Linked DNA regions of Homo sapiens: region 1 is linked to region 2. The links are chromatin loops, found by intact Hi-C in ENCODE. Cell type or tissue: Caco-2. All regions are shown on one strand.

Region 1 (8,000 bases), 440 kb before region 2:
TGGAAAAAAAAAAAAAAAGGACATAAGAAAAAGTCTCTCTTCATCAAGCATTGTTGATCTGAATCTGGTGCCACCAGTTTGTGACCTTGATGGAGGGTCGTGGTGACTTTGGGTGAAGGTGACTTTGAAGATATCTTAAGAAACAGAAAGAATTTGAGTCCTTGATGATCCTGGAGCCTGACCCACCTCTGAGTCTTCAGTAGAATGGAAATAATATCTTATTGTTTGAACTTGTTTGAGCCATATTTTTCTGCTTCTTGTCTCTAAAAGCACCCAGAAAACACCATTGAAAAAGATTTTCTCTTTGACAGAACTCTACTCAGGCTCCCCTGAACTTTTCAAGTAGGCCTTGACTTTTGGACTTCCGTATTTGTCCCTACACTGTCCAGTTTTTTTTTTGTTGTTGTTGTTTTGTTTTTTTGAGACGGAGTCTCGGTCACCCAGGCTGGAGTGCAGTGGCGTGATCTCGGCTCACTGCAAGCCCCGCTTCCCAGATTCATGCCATTCTCCTGCCTCAGCCTCCTGAGTAGCTGGGACTACAGGTGCCCACCACCACACCCGGCTAATTTTTTGTATTTTTAGTAGAGACGGGGTTTCACCGTGTTAGCCAGGATGGTCTCAATCTCCTGACCTCATGATCCACCTGCCTCAGCCTCCCAAACTGCTGGGATTACAGGCGTGAGCCACCGTGCCCGGCCTGCACTGTCCAATTTTAACAAGAATCCTTGGCTTAGTAGACTCCCTCTTCCTTCATATCTGATTACCCTCCAGATGTTACTGGGTCTCTTATTCTCCACCATTCCTCAGGTATGTCTGATCACCCCAGCCTGCTTTCAGCAAGAATCCTATTATGTCAGTCTGGCCAGAATCCCCACTTAGCCCTAATGTCTGCTCTTAGTACTTTTCCATCCATTGATCCCCACCCTGCTCCTTGGCTATAAATTCCCACTTGCCCATGCTATATGTGGAGTTAAGCCCAATCACTCTTCCCTACCGCAAAATCGCATTGCAGTGGTCCTGTATACCTATGGAGGTAGTTCCCACATACACACCTTAAATAAAGGATGCCTCATCATCTAAAGTGTCATTGAATTTCTTTTGGCATCACATATACGCCATACATTTTGACTATTGTTCATAGGGTGATGAATCTTTATGCGTATTCCCAAACACTCTGGGAGTATGTCTTCCTTGAGACCCAGCGTCACTCCTCAAGTTCAGGTGAGTAGGACAAAATTAACTGACCTTTGTAAAGATGTTACCCAAAACCTTGACTTCATTAGCATTAACTGCTCATCAAGTCTTTTGAAATTGCAACAGCTACTCATAAAATTGGATATGAATTCACTGGAAGAGCATTCACTTATGTAGAGTTAAATAGAGAGTTAAATTGTTCCACCCAAAGAACTAAGTCTAAACCTTGCTTACTGCTTCTTGGCAAAAACACAAGGTAAATACCAATGCATACAGCAAGTCACAGAAAACATATTCCCCAGTTTTAGAATTTCCTCCACATTCACAAAGGTGATTTCAGTAAAATCTCAGTAACGATGAAAGAATGAAAACAACAGCAGGATTTAGCGTTGAAGTGAGACAACCTAATCTATTCTCTGGTGAGAAATGCTAATCTATGTACAGCACTATTGCAGTCTTGGCCCTTTCCAGCTATAAATCTGGTTAAGGGAAAAGCTTCATAAAAAGTAAATACTTTAGGTCTTCCTGATAATCCCCCTCAGCATTGCATTCCACTTATCAGGCCCAACTTAATTCTGAGTTGTTGGCTTATTTCGGTTCTCTAAAAGAAGGACGCTAGAAATTAAAATTCAAACCGGATGGTCCACATCACATCAGGGGATTGGGACAGTTGATTTACTCCTATAATCTCTTTAAACATCTACCAGGAGAGGTTCTAAGGCAGAATTTATTGCCTCCTCCTGCCATCTTTGGGCCTACAAAAAACGAAGCAAAATCCTTCTATGAAATCTGAAACTCCAGTCACTGATTTCCTGGCTGATGTCATTTCCAAAGCACGATGTAGCCCTGTGATAGTCACAGCGGTAATCTGCCTCTCTATGGGGTTTCCATCTGTTTGCCATCAGAAAGAACCTCTTTGGGAAGCCACGGTAAATGCAGAGAACCCATTCCTCCACATGGGTCCCAGAGTCTTGTATTAGCTTTTCAGTCTTCAGGATCAGCTGCTGTTAGAATTGAATATGCTTAAATTTCTGCTGTAACTTTCATTTTCATCCATGTTTGGTTTATCATGGGCTACTTGGTAAAAATCTTCCATATGATTCTGAAACTCTTATGCAAATGTTACCAAAATGAAAATTTAGCCGCTGCAGTTCTTTCCTTTGGGAGAAGAGTTTTCTATATAACTTTAGGTAATGCACTTCTTAATATAAAATGGATTGTACTTGAAGCAAATCTTTCTGAGCTCTTTAGGTCCAAAGTTGCTTAAAAGTGTAATATTTTGTGTTGAAAGGCTGTTTATTCACTTCTTTTTAAAATTAAAATTTAAATTTTACAGATGGGGTCTCACTATGTTGTTCAGGCTGGTCTTGAATTCCTGGCCTCAAGTGAGGCTCCCATCTTGACCTCTCTAAGTGCTGAAATTACAAGCATGTGCCACCATGCCTAACCTAGGTTATTTACTTCTTATTAAGTGTTAACAGAGATGATATAATAGGTTAGAGCCAAGAAAACAGATTACAATGACAAGACGTTTCAAAAGTGATCTTTTGTGGGTCAGCTTCAATACAGATAATTCACTGTAAATAATTGGGGGTTCACAGCAGTATCAAGTTATAACTAACTGGGAATTGTATTGATCCAGCCATAAATGCATAATGGTCGCTTTTTTTACTGAAGAAACAGAGCATGAATTAATTCCACAGGAATGTTTAATAAAGGAAACGATTTCATGAAGATCAGCCTTTTTCTCATCTCCATTCTTCCCTGCAAGTACTTCAGCCTTCACAGTGCCCAAACAAAAACAGACTCTATTCTGTTCCTCAAGGAATAATTTATTAAACATGTTTTTGTACATTGGTCTTTCTGTGTTTATGTGCCATTTCCTCAGAGAAGGCTGACTATGAGGATGAAATAGAAATAACATCACTGTTCAATATTCTTCAAGCCCCAATTCCTAGGAGATGACAAGGATGCAAAGGTCTTTTTATTCATCCTGTCAAATGCCAGTTTGTTTCAATGTGGTTTCCCTGAGTTCAGTGTCAAATGAGGCACAGTCCCCAGTGGGCAGTAGAGAAAGACGTTTTCCTCACCACACTGGAGAAAAGAAATATGAATACTAAACCAAATGACTGTCAAAGGATGGAAAAGAGATGAAGAAAGGCCTCAAGGAAGAGGATAAGGCAGAAGGGCAAGACCAGATGAAGAAAGGCAATCAACAACTTGCCTTTAAAGGAATGATGAAATTATGACTACCGTATTTACATGACTTAAACATGAGGTGCTACCTCAGTGTTTTGTAAAGCATGTTACACGCATGCAATAATTAATGGAGAAGAATTTGGCACACAGATGAACATTTTTCAAGAGCCATGTATTTATTTTATCGTGTGTATGGTTTATGTACCCATTCACACACATACGCAAACACATATATACCTAACACATCAAACCTGAAATTTCATGGATTCTATTGCTTAGGATGAAGCTAAAATAAAAATGGTTTTATTGAAGGAAAAATATTAAATAATACACATAGTACTAGGCTATGGCAAGAAGCATGACAGTGATAGTTGAATGACTGAAGTTTAAGAAATCTTGGTAAAGGCAAATGAAAGAGTTTCATGAGAGAGTGTGGGGAGAATCCTACTCTCCGCTGATCAAAAGTGTGATTTTTATTTACATTGATTCACTATTTTCAAAAAGCTAGCTTTATATTTTTAGTCAGATATTTTCACCACCTATGGTGAAAATTTCCTTGGGAGAATGCTGCCTAACAAATGTATTGGAAAACAACTGTAAACTTTCTAGAGCTGTATTTGCTTGTCTGAAGAGTTGAAACTTTATAAACTATGTTTTTTGTTGTTGTTTTCACATTTCCTTACCACTCTAATCTGTTCTGATATTAGGATTTTTCCCCCATTTCTCACAAACCTAACAAGTTCTGACTTTTTGGTGGATGACAAATCCTACCAGTAGAGGGGGCCTTATTCTGCTTGGAAAGTCCTCTAAGCTCAAGGATCTTTGCAGGAAACAGGATCACCCCTCCATTTGTTTGCTGACCACCACCTCCTTTTACTCTGACTTAGTCATTTTACAGTGTCAGCACCAGCCTGTGGATCTGTCTGACAGCGGATGTATTGTCACAGTGCAGTCTGAGATCCAGCCTTCAGCTTTTGTAAGAATCCAGTTAGCCACTGCACAAAACATCTTGTTAAAATCGTGAGTGTTCTGATCATTACCACATTTTTCATTATGTGTGTGGTAATCCTGGGCTGACTAGGCTGGGATCCAATTGTGTTCATTTTGAGTTGGATTCAAAGTTTTAGAGTTGGAAAGATTTTTGAAAGCATCTGTTCCAACTCTCTCATTCCACAAAGTATAGACACTCAAAGAACTTATGTCCCACAGAAACTTACTAGTGTGGAAATAGGATTATTCAGCTTATGTGAAAAAGTCCTTCACAGCCCACTTTAGTCCTGACTGCATCTAGGGGCTGTGCAACTTTGGGCAGGTCATTTAACCTCTGAGACTCCGTTTTCTTTTCTATAAAATAGGTAACCATTAAAATCACTTCAGTTCTATTCTATTGGGATCACTGCCACTAAGCATTTAGAGGCAGATGGAGTGCTAAGGTTGTAGAATTATGAATGATTTGTCTTTTACTGAAAAAAGTTTATAACTGTTGCATAATCTTTATCTTCTATTTGCAGGCAATTCTAAGGCCTCTTCTTGGCTTTATTGTTCCTTTCTGTTCTTTAAATTTGTAAATGATTTTTAACTTTATGAGCATAGAAGGCATTAAAATTCGACTATACCGGAACAAAAATTTATAATTCCAGCATGAATGCAACGATCAAAACGTTAATCCAGGACGGTAAGAGAATGTGGAAAAGTGAAAACAGTTGGCATATTAAGGTTGTAACAGTGTGAATGATTTGTCTTTTTTTAAAAAAAAGTTTATAATTGCAAAATAAACATAATTCAGAAGGATGAAAAAGTCCATGTAAAAAGCAATGCAGAGGTGAAGGATCCGCAGTCAGCCAGAGATTTTAGGGGGTGAAGCCAGAGCAATCAGCAGACCCGTGAGCGCCAGCACTTCCCACCAGACCCCACTCCTGGTGTGTGCCTCAGCCTTGCAATAAAGCTTCCCCTTCTTCAGGATATTGAATTGGGGTTCAGAGAAAGCCAGACATCATGTAATCAGTTTGAAATTACAGCGTATATCTAATAAAAGCCCACAAAACTTGCCAAAAAATTTTTTTTCCCTGAATCTCTTAAAGAGCAATGTGTTTGCTAAGAAAGGGGGACATGGGAAAGAAATCATGTATAAGAGAAACCTTTTCACAGAACCAACACAACTTCAGACCCGACACACATACTGGCAGATAGCTTAAAATAGGAACCCCGTCACCTTAGAAGGAGACAGAGAATCACAGTCTTCACCTTAGAGTGAGGAGAGCCCTGTTCAGCCTGGATCCCAGGAAGGTCCACTCCATCTCTTTTCCTTCTGTTGACATAGCTGCTCTGTGGAGAGGACAAAGGTCTTTCCTGCTAAGTAAAATCAATGCATTAGAGTGTTTTGATGATATACATTTGGATTGATTCTATTGGAGACACAGGGCTCACTTCATTGGATGTGGGTTCTGTGCAGTCACACAAAGCTTTACACATAGGAGGATCCTCTTCGTGCTTGGTTTAATCTCTGCTGTCACTGTTTTGAAATTCTTAATAATTTGTGAACAAGGGACCTCACATTTACATTTTGCACTGGGCTTTGAAAACTATGTAGCTGGTCTTGGCTGGGCGTTTTTTATGAGGCTGTTCACATTGTTACATAGATTTCTTACATTACTGCTCTATGGTTAACCCTTTCAACATACTTAGCCTGTTGGCCTGCTGTGGGCAACATGTGGCTTGCTGTGAGTTGGGTCTGTGTCTTCCCATGTGTTCTGTAGTGCAGAGTGTGGGTCCCTTCCATGCAGATTAGTCCTTTCACCTCTTGTAAGCTCCAGGTCAGCGCCTGTGTCTTGCACAGACAATCCAGCAGGTTCTTTGTCTCTTCCCCAAATGTCCAGAGCTTCATACTCTTTTTACCACGGGTGCTCTAAGAACACACCACCCTTTTAGAATCAACATTAAAGGTAGTTGAGTTCTTCTGAAAACTTTGCCTGGGTAAAACATTAGTGTAAATCTGTGCTACTTTGAGCATGCCACATTTACCCTCATAGGCCTTGTATGTGGCAAACGACGAAGAGACCTTCAGTGTTGTACTTCCTCTTGCTCAAACATCTGTTGATTTTTAACATTTGATTTTCTGCAGGTCAGGGTCTGCTTTAAGATTTGAAAGTGGCTCCTTTGAATGCGTAAAATACAATTTAACTACAGCTCTGTAGCATTTCTAGAGCCAAAACCCCATGGGCGACACAGCAAGAACTGGCAACCTCCCTACTCTAGCCCCATACACAAAAGGCCCGGAGGAGGATCAGAATGGCCCTTGGGTAACATAGCTCCTTTAATATTCTAGCAATAATTTTCTTCTCCCCTGCTCTCCTCCCAGAGCAGAACAGGAAAGAAACCAAACACTGTCCTATACAAAAATGGGGCCTAATGCCCCAAGGGGGGAAAGGAGGAGAGAGAGAAGAGGAAAGGTACCTTGCAAATTTGGGAAATACTTCTCAATATCAATGTAAACGCTATCATCCCAGAGCCTGGCACAGTGGCTCACGCCTGTAATCTCAGCACTTTGGGAGGCCGAGGTGGGCGGATCACTTGAGGCCAGGAGTTCAAGACCAGCCTGGCCAACATGGTGAAACCCTGTCTCTACTAAAAATACAAAAATTAGTCAGGAGTGGTAGTGGGTGCCTGTAATCCCAGCTACCCAGGAGGCTGAGGCAAAGGAGAATCACTTGAACCTGGGATGCAGAGTTTGCAGTGAGCCGAGATTGTGACCCTGCACTCCAGCCTGGGCGACAGAGCGACACTCTGTCTCAAAATAAATAAATAAGTAATAAACTATATTTTTCCTGAAAATGAATGTGGCCATTGGATGAGACTGGCAGACACAGCATAAGAGGTGAAGGGATGAGCACGCCTATAGCTCACCCTGGTAGAAATATTGAAAAATAAATCTGACCAGTAGACTTCAGACCCACCCTTCTCCATGCAACAAGAAATGCCCCCCGCCCCCCGACCACCACACACCTTATTGTTTCGTGAGGTTTAAATAGGAACAGCCATCACTAACCATTTGGTCGAAGTCCTGGATGGCTTCTGCAGACCAAATGACTAGGGGTGTTTGGGAGTGGAGTTTTCCTGAAAGGAATGGGTGTGCACCTGAAGGCTGATGGGCTAGTTGTGACCTAGGTTGGGAGTAGGAATCCACAAAGGGTCTTTTTCCTGTGAGCAGGCTTATATCTTTAAAGTGCATCCCGTTTGACATTCAGGGCAAAGTCCTAATTAGCAGGGTCGTGACTTTTCCTCTGCTATATAGGTTTTTCCAAACCACATGACCTTGGATGAACTGAAGGGGCAGAGTGTCAATCTTTGGTCCAGGGGAGGGACATCACCTTATCAAGTGGACCTGGACTCAGAGAGGTCAAGACAGAAAGTAGAATGAGGCTGTCTCCTTTCTCAGTCAGTGAGAGTTAGCTGCCCTTTGAAAAAGGAAAGGGCTGAGACTGGACATTCAGGTAACTGAAAGAAGCTGGGCTCCTATTGTGGCCTAGCAGGGGCCCTGCACTTCTTGTGTTCACCTTCAAAAGGAATTCTTTGGAAGGGGCATTCTGGAGCAAATCACCACCCAGTTT
Region 2 (8,000 bases):
CTTCCTGCTTCCTGCTGCTTAAAGCTTGAGTGCTGTAACCATGAAGCATGAGCATGCCAAGCACAGCTGAACAGCAAGACAGAGGACCTTGGGTCCCTCAAACCATGAATCACTGTATCAGTCCTAGCCCCACCACTCAGACTTTTGTGTGAGAAAGAAATTTAACCCGTGACTCAAAACAACAAGTTTATTCTATTTTTTTTTTTGAGATGGAGTCTCACTCTGCTGCCCAGGCTGGAGTGCAGTAGTGTGATCTCAGCTCACTGCAACCTCCTCCAAGTGATTCTCCTGCCTCAGCCTCCTGAGTAGCTGGGATTACAGGCACGCGCCACCACACCTGGCTAATTTTTGTATATTTAGTAGAGATGGGGTTTCATCATGTTGGTTAGGCCGGTCTCGAACTCCTGACCTTGTGATCTGCCTGCCTTGGACTCCCAAAGTGCTGGGATTACAGGCGTGAGCCACCATGCCCAGCGCAAGTTTATTCTTGATCACACCACATGTCCATTGCTGGTCAGCAGGGGGACTCTGCTCATTGTGGGTACTCAGAAAGCCAGGCTGACAGTGTCCATGTCAACCAATGCTTCCACCATTGCTGACAAAGACAAAAGGAATGTAGTGAATTGTATACTGATAAGGCTTGGAACTGAAAATAACACATGCCATTTTGCTGACTAATGCAAGTCACATACCATATCTAACTTCAAAAAGGTAGGCAAGTAGTCTATTTGCCCTAAAAGCAGGAGAACCAGAATGTGTGGATAATCCCAATAATGACTATAATTTCTATCTTACCTAAGCCACTGTTATTTTGGGTTTTCAGCCAATTGCATCTGCACTGAATCCTAATTAAGAGAGGAATGATCACATCAATGCTGTGATAACTATGTCCTGTGAGGAAGGCTGTCACTGGGTGTACACCTTATACTCGGAAGGATTTGCAGGGGTCACTCCCTGTGGCTTTTCTGAGAAAGAAGAAGCCACATCTTTCTTAAGATCCTCAGTCATCCTTCAGTCATTGACATCTACTACACTGCAGGCAAATCACTAAGAATTCCTATTCCTAAAGTTCAGGCTACCACCTCTAGCTCCTTCTAAGTCTACGAAATATTCCCTATTCTTTTGAAAACACAACTCTAGTCTTTTTCTATTCTGCTTTGTTCCGGCATTCAAATCTTAGTCCTTGAGATCTGTCATCTTTCCCAGAGGCTCTAAATATGTCCTTACCTCCTTCAATTTGGCAAATATCTTCACTCGACCCTATGACATTTTCCAAATCTATAGACAAATGAGTCGTTCTATACCTATTGTCTTTTTGTTTTCCTTTTCTGAAACCCCTGTGATGAGGCTTCTGTTTGTACCATTCTACTTAAACTGTCTAAAAAGCCATTAATGGCTTTTATCAAGAAGCGTTTGTCTAAAACTCTGGAATTTCCTGGAAACATGCTTTCGTATATTTCATATAGTGGGATGGATAACAGCAGATAAAAACAGTCATAGGTTTAGTAAAACATAGTAGAGCCCTTTCTGCATTTGGGTAGTATGGGAATGCCTTCTGATCTGCTACAGGTAAAATCATATGTCTGTCTGCTCCTGCCCTAAAACACAGGAGCCATCTGCAGTACAAGGCTGACATATTTATTTATTTTGCAACACACACATTCGATCTTTTTTTTTTTTTTTTTTTTTTTTGAGACGGAGTCTCGCTCTGTGGCCCAGGCTGGAGTGCAGTGGCGCCATCTCGGCTCACTGCAAGCTCCGCCTCCCGGGTTCACGCCGTTCTCCTGCCTCAGCCTCCGGAGTAGCTGGGACTACAGGCGCCCGCCACCACGCCGGGCTAATTTTTTTGTATTTTTAGTAGAGACGGGGTTTCACTGTGTTAGCCAGGATGGTCTCGATCTCCTGACCTCGTGATCCGCCCGCCTGTGCCTCCCAAAGTGCTGGGATTACAGGCATGAGCCACTGCGCCCGGCCACATTCGATCTTTAATCCAGTGTTTTAGTGGGTGTAGGTGTGACTTAGAAGCAGGCACAGTTCATTAAAAAACAAAAAACACCAAAACCTTTTACAGGTTATTCTCACAGATAAAAATTCTATAGGCTACCAACAGAGGAAGTCTTTATTGTTCCTGGGCGCTAGACCATACACAGAAGGACCATACTTGCTCTTTGCAGTCTCATTCAGAAGCAGGAAAAAGGGGCTGTATTGGATTTGAATATGAAGGACAAAAGAAGCTCTGGAAACACCAAGTAATAGTCTATGTTACAGGTTTAACACACCCATTTAATCTCATTGGAAAAAATAATGAAACTGGTGAAAAGCATTTATGGAACTGGAGGAGAGCATATTTTGCTGGTTTTACTTTTATGTTTGAAGTTTTGGGTATAGCTATGCCCATAAATACTGAAATGCCTAGCATAAAGAACGCAGCCTGGGGCATACCCCATAAAACGTACAGTGCAATTAAATGAGCAATTTCCACTGGAAATAAAACGGGCATGTTGAGTGGAATATGAATTAAACTGCATATGACTCAGGCCTGCACTAGGCTTTAGAGAGAGATCTGCTGGTTTCAGTAGCACCTGATGCCGTCCATCTAAAGGTCAAGGCCAGTAAGTAACAAAAGAAAACTGTAGTTAGCATGAAGATTAGGGCATACCAAATTGTGGTTAATGTAGTTTCCCTGTCATGATGTCTCCTGAAAGGGACCAGCAAAATTACGACTGATAACAAAGGATTAAACCTGACCTTTCTTTACAATGCAGACACATTGAGCTTCTGCGTCATTTGCTATGCAGCATTTTTGACTTCCTCAAACTTCATTTTCACTTTCTGAATGTTCTCTCCCAGACCAAAGTCACCCAGGTGCCATAATAAAAGAATTTCTAAGGGAGATTTCAACTAGAAAACCAAAAGGCCATCAAAACAAACATTGATTTGCATTCCAGATCACTTTCTGCTCTTGTTCATTTCTGGGATCTTATTTGGAGATTAAAGGGTAATGATTCACTGATATCCTGTGGGAAAACCAGTTCAGGAGCAGCCTTTGACAAACCACATGTAGAAATCTGGCTGATACAGGGAGAAAACAAGTTTCAATCTTATTTTTAGTGTAGGGTAAAGGAAGTCCACCCAAGATAAAGCTTAGCATTCTTTCTTTGAGGAATTAGGGTAAGGGTGAAGAAAAGAAAGCTTGATATTTTTCTGCCTATGAAAGCCAGAAGAAGGCTCAGAGAAGCCCGTTCCTTCTTTTCCTCTTTTTCCAAGTGCCAGACCTCCGCAGCTCCCAGAGGAAATGAGGGCATGGGGTGGGTAATAGGGCATGTGATTTGAATGAGTATTCCCAGCCATTTAATATATTCACAAGTCAAACTATAAAGTATTTCTTTAAAAAAATTATAGTATTTCACTGAAGTTTGAATGTACTTTCTCTTGCCAAAATAATCAGAGTCTTTCATTTTTCTAATGATAAAAATGTGCTACATGTGTAGGAAAATTTCCCAAATGAAAAATAACATTTTCTATGGCAGCACATACAGTGCTTGAATTTTTCACCTTAGATTTTATTCTAGCCAGACCTAAACTCTGTCTTACTTGCATAATGATAATTCATGTCGTCAAACCAAACGCACTGTTTGCTGCTCGTTTGTCCAGGAGCCATCTTTTCCTAAAGTGAGCAATATTACGTGCATTTTGTCTGGCTGGCCGAGGGCTCCTCCCTACAGCTTCTGCAGCCATGGAAGAGTCTGGAAGGACAGTGTTCGCTTGTACAAGAAGAGGGAAGGATAGGATGAGAAAAGCAAAATCTTGGAGAGTCTGTGGTCGGAAGAAGAAAGCTGAAGCTGGTTAGGAGGAAGGAGTGTGTGAGTGAATTAGGAGCTGAAGCAGTAAAGTAGCTTTCCCTGTGACCCTGATGTGTCGGGCATTTCTGTCTTAGACTAAAAGCATAATAAAAAAGGCACTTTGTTTAGGTTAACAGAGCATTATATAACTGGAAAGTTTTACAGTTTTATATATATAGTGAATAGTTTGTAGAGGATAAAAAGACTTCCCTTTGGTTTATTATTTGGGTAAAATAAAAACCCACGAATCATTTAAGGATGCATTTCTTTTTCTTTTTTCTGCCTTTTTTTTTTTAAGACAAAAGCTTGAAGGCATAAAATGGAGTTATTTTCATCGGGATATCACCCTCGATGCTGCTGCTTTACTACATGTTCATAGTCAAAATTATTTCATGTTTCCCTTGAATAACTACGATCAGTTTGAAAACAGCTTTGTTAATTAGTAAGAGATGACGCAATATATCACTGCATCTTTAGGGCTCTGGCGCCAGCTAGTGGTAGGAGAGGGGAGCCGCCCTGTCGCTCTCAAATCTGGGAAGGCGTCGGTCTTCTCGCGTCCCCTTATCCCTCATCCTCCTCATTTTTTTTTTCCATCAGCATAATGGGGGAATCATTGCAGTGTGGCCAGAGAGGAGCAGACGAGATTATAGATGAAAGTAGAGAAAAACGGTGGGCAGGGGCAGGGAGAGGAAAGGCCAGACAAATGCAATCATTTCTCCAAAGGATTTGAGAAGAGATCATTTATTTGAAATATTCCTGCCATGTTGATGGAGCAGCTCAATCTTTTGCCAGTGAATCTTTAGCGTTTTGTTTTTCATTTGTAGATATGGTTGAACATATACTTAGGACACGTAATAACTATGGAACTTCATCACAAACACAGCACTGAGGACATGTTGTAAGTGTAAATTTGTGTTCATTTTTAAGTAGCAAATATTTCTACTGTGAAGAGGCTCTGTTACCTCCTCACACGTATGACTCTGAGATGAATAACTCTCAAATGGTTAATAAAGGAGAAACCTCTTAAGATGGTATTTGTAGATGGTACACTATGAAAAAAATACAAAATTTCCAGGCAAAAGAGACTTTATTTGGGAGGTATGAAGTAGATGTAGGTTTGGAGCCCTATCTATTCTCAAATAGAAATAGGCTGTGATGATTTGCAGGAAAACAGAAAACATACAGTATTTATTTTAAGAACAAAGAATCTTTGGCAGGCCATCTTTCTCATTTAATTAAGCCATAACTGATCTTACTAGGGTTATGGAGGGACTTCAAATGCTAATAAATAAAACCTGAAGCTGAGACATTTCTTTCACTAAACAGCTGGAGCTGTTTATAACTCTATTACTTATTGCTAAAATCAATTATTATTACTAATATTCCCGGTGGAATTTATTATGAAAACAAGCTGAAGGTTATAAAGAAGAACTTTTCTTTTTAAATGTCATTCATATATCTATATTTATGTCAGTTATAGAGAATAAGGATAATCTGAACCAAGACTCTTGTAATAATATTTTTGGAAGGTAGATCTAATTTAAGAGGAGGTTTCAGGAAGGAAGAAATTGTCATAGTCTTACCTCAGTCTAATTTATATTACTATGCTGTTGGAGAAATAACATTTAAAACCTTGTCTATGTGAGACATTAGATAGTAAAATAGCTGGTCATGGTGTTGGTGTGTGAGATTTACATAGACTACTATTTTGAGCATATTTTAAACTTTTGCTAAAGCCTGCATATTTGATATAAGAAATTCACCTAACCTTGTTATCAACCAAGTCAAAATGTTGACATTTCCCCCTTGTTTTTAATCATGTTATAACTTTTCATATGTAATAAGGCCCTGGTTAAAAATCTTAAAAATCTTCAGTTGACCTTGTCTCCTCTATGTCTCTTTTATCTGTCTTTTGATATAGAAGCCGAGCTCATACAATTAAGAGTTTCAAATCAGTACCTGAAAAGGGGTATTGTTACTGTTTTTTTTGTTTTAGAAAAAGCAAATTAACTTTAGTAAGGCTCAATCAATGACAGTGGATTAATTGAAACACGTGAATGCTAGAGTTGAATTGCCATAAAATTTTGAGAATTACAGCAAAATAAAATAATTTATACTCTTAAAACAGCTTTGTAGTATGTAAGTACCTACTTTAAGTGCTGAGTTTGTAATTAGGTCTATCTTTAAAACTGTTTAATGGTTGCCTTAAAATATTTTGATGCCTACTATAATCCTTATATAATTTTCCATATGCTACCAAGTAAATGCTTTGAAATGTCATTCCATCTTAATTTGAAATTTACTCATTAAGATTTTAAGATTTATCTTTTGAATTTAATTTCTTATTACTTTTTGATATTATAGAATTAGAAAGTAACTCTATATGGCAATGAACACATTTGAAGGAAGGAAGGGAAACATACCTGAACATATTTATAATTTTTCTCTTTAGCAATTGCTCTGATGACTTTGAAATAGTGATATCAGCAAATAAGTAGTTCATTTGATTCAAATCCTCCTTTCATTCGAAATAGTGCATAGGATTTTTGCAAAAGAAATAACCATAGGATATCATACGATGTCCCTGAATGTGAAAACATAAAGACAAACTTACAAATAAGGAAACTCACACATTCATTCTGATATTCACATTTGAAAAGACAAGGCATACTAAAATGTGTATATGCGAATAATTAAATATTTGGCCTCCAGATTACATGCTTGTGAAATAGCACAATCTTCCCTCGCAGAGCGATGCTGGAACCCTCGACAGACCCTCTCCTCAGGAGACATTGGCACAGTATGAGGGGGACACATCTGCCGGCAAAGTACTACAGATGGTTCCCCTCATTAGCCTACAGAACTCCAAGCAGCCATCACGGAGGAGGCTTGGGAATCTCACTTGGGCAAGGTGTTAAGCTAGCCTCCTGTTCAATGTCATTACGGTTTCTCCAAAATAATCTCCTTAGTGTGCTCTGTTGGGCTGGGGCCGGTGTACATGTCGCACTTGCAGAGATTGGAGATGGCAGCACCATATCCAGTTTGCCCAAGGGCATTACATGATTTTTAGATTTGGAAAAGTTTCACAGCAAGTCAGACTTGGAAAACTTCTTAATCTAAATGCAGTGGCAGGACAGCCTTCATGCTCCCTGGAAACTCATTAGCTTTTGGAATCCAAGCACTACTCACCTTCATGTTCACGCTTCCTTATTACAATAAATGCGTTGGCACTCCCATTTCTCCTCTTCCCCTCAACCGCTGATTTATTGACCTAGTGGTATTTTAATTTTGTTTTATTTACCCTTTGTTTATGAATCAGCCTTAAAATCAGGGCACCAAGCCCTGGCAACCGGAAATGTTAGTTAAGTTTACCAGTAGAAACAGCAGGGGGAGCCCATACTGTTTTATGGTCTGCGGTTTCTCTGGCTGGATTATTATAATAATAATTATTATAGTCGTTGTTTTACGTTTATAACATAGATACTTACAATCTGTGTACATGTATAACATACATGTTTAGAACATGGGCAATCACCATGTGCTAGACTGTTGTAGTTTTAAGTCACAGAGGGTCAATTTTTATTCTTTAATTATATGAAATGATCAGGATACCACTAACAATAATTGAGAAGACAAGAACTTGGCAGTAAGAGTTCTTTTCCCTGTTTTTTGAACTAGAGAGAAATCCTGTTTCACATTTCATTATTTCTCAAAAAATAAAATAAGCTAAAATCCCTGTGTAATCTCTGCAGCTGTTTTCTGGCATTTCCAGCGGCAGCTTTTTGTTTTCTGAAGTAAAGAGATGTTAAAATGTACCATCTGATATGTTTTTAAGATTGTGATAGTGAGGAGAGGTTCTACTGCAATCACTGGGTATTCTAATATGAGCCAGACTTAGTTTTCCATTTTAAAGCTAATAAAACGCAGAAGCCCAGTGGCCTTTAATATTGGTTTCTTATGCTTGATGAGATCCTTGGGTCAGTAGGTTTTCAGTAACGTAAAATAATTCAGACAATCTCAATTACATTTTGCTCCCTAAATAAACCATGGTAACATCTCTGAGCATACATTTTATATATTTTGTATTGTAAAAATACAAAAATTAGCCAGGCATGGTGGCAGACGCCTGTAGTTCCAGCTACTTGGGAGGCTGAGACA

Evidence for each region. Peaks named below come from ENCODE experiments on the same cell type or tissue, not always from the same donor. Only the 100,000 strongest peaks of a DNase experiment are listed, where the experiment ranks them.
Region 1: a loop joins it to region 2, with 8 times the contacts of the local background. A loop is called at or near these places in 45 of 110 quality-filtered maps.

The regions. Positions count from the first base shown.
Region 1 is chr2:177,600,811-177,608,810 of GRCh38, reverse strand. It overlaps IFT70A-AS1 (IFT70A antisense RNA 1), which reads right to left and starts at 5,751. Exons shown (of 3, transcript NR_198966.1): 1 at 5,638-5,751. LOC124906098 (a long non-coding RNA gene) reads left to right here and starts at 4,134. Exons shown (of 3, transcript XR_007087317.1): 1 at 4,134-4,413; 2 at 4,905-5,068. In Caco-2, a CTCF peak has its summit at 4,161 (motif pointing right); a DNase peak (open chromatin) is centred at 4,180.
Region 2 is chr2:177,161,088-177,169,087 of GRCh38, reverse strand. LOC105373760 (a long non-coding RNA gene) reads left to right here and starts at 3,578. Exons shown (of 6, transcript XR_001739795.1): 1 at 3,578-4,740. RefSeq lists enhancers at 473-767, 1,769-2,287. In Caco-2, CTCF peaks have their summits at 4,329 (motif pointing left) and 7,195 (motif pointing right); DNase peaks (open chromatin) are centred at 547, 3,731 and 4,347; H3K4me3 peaks cover 759 bases.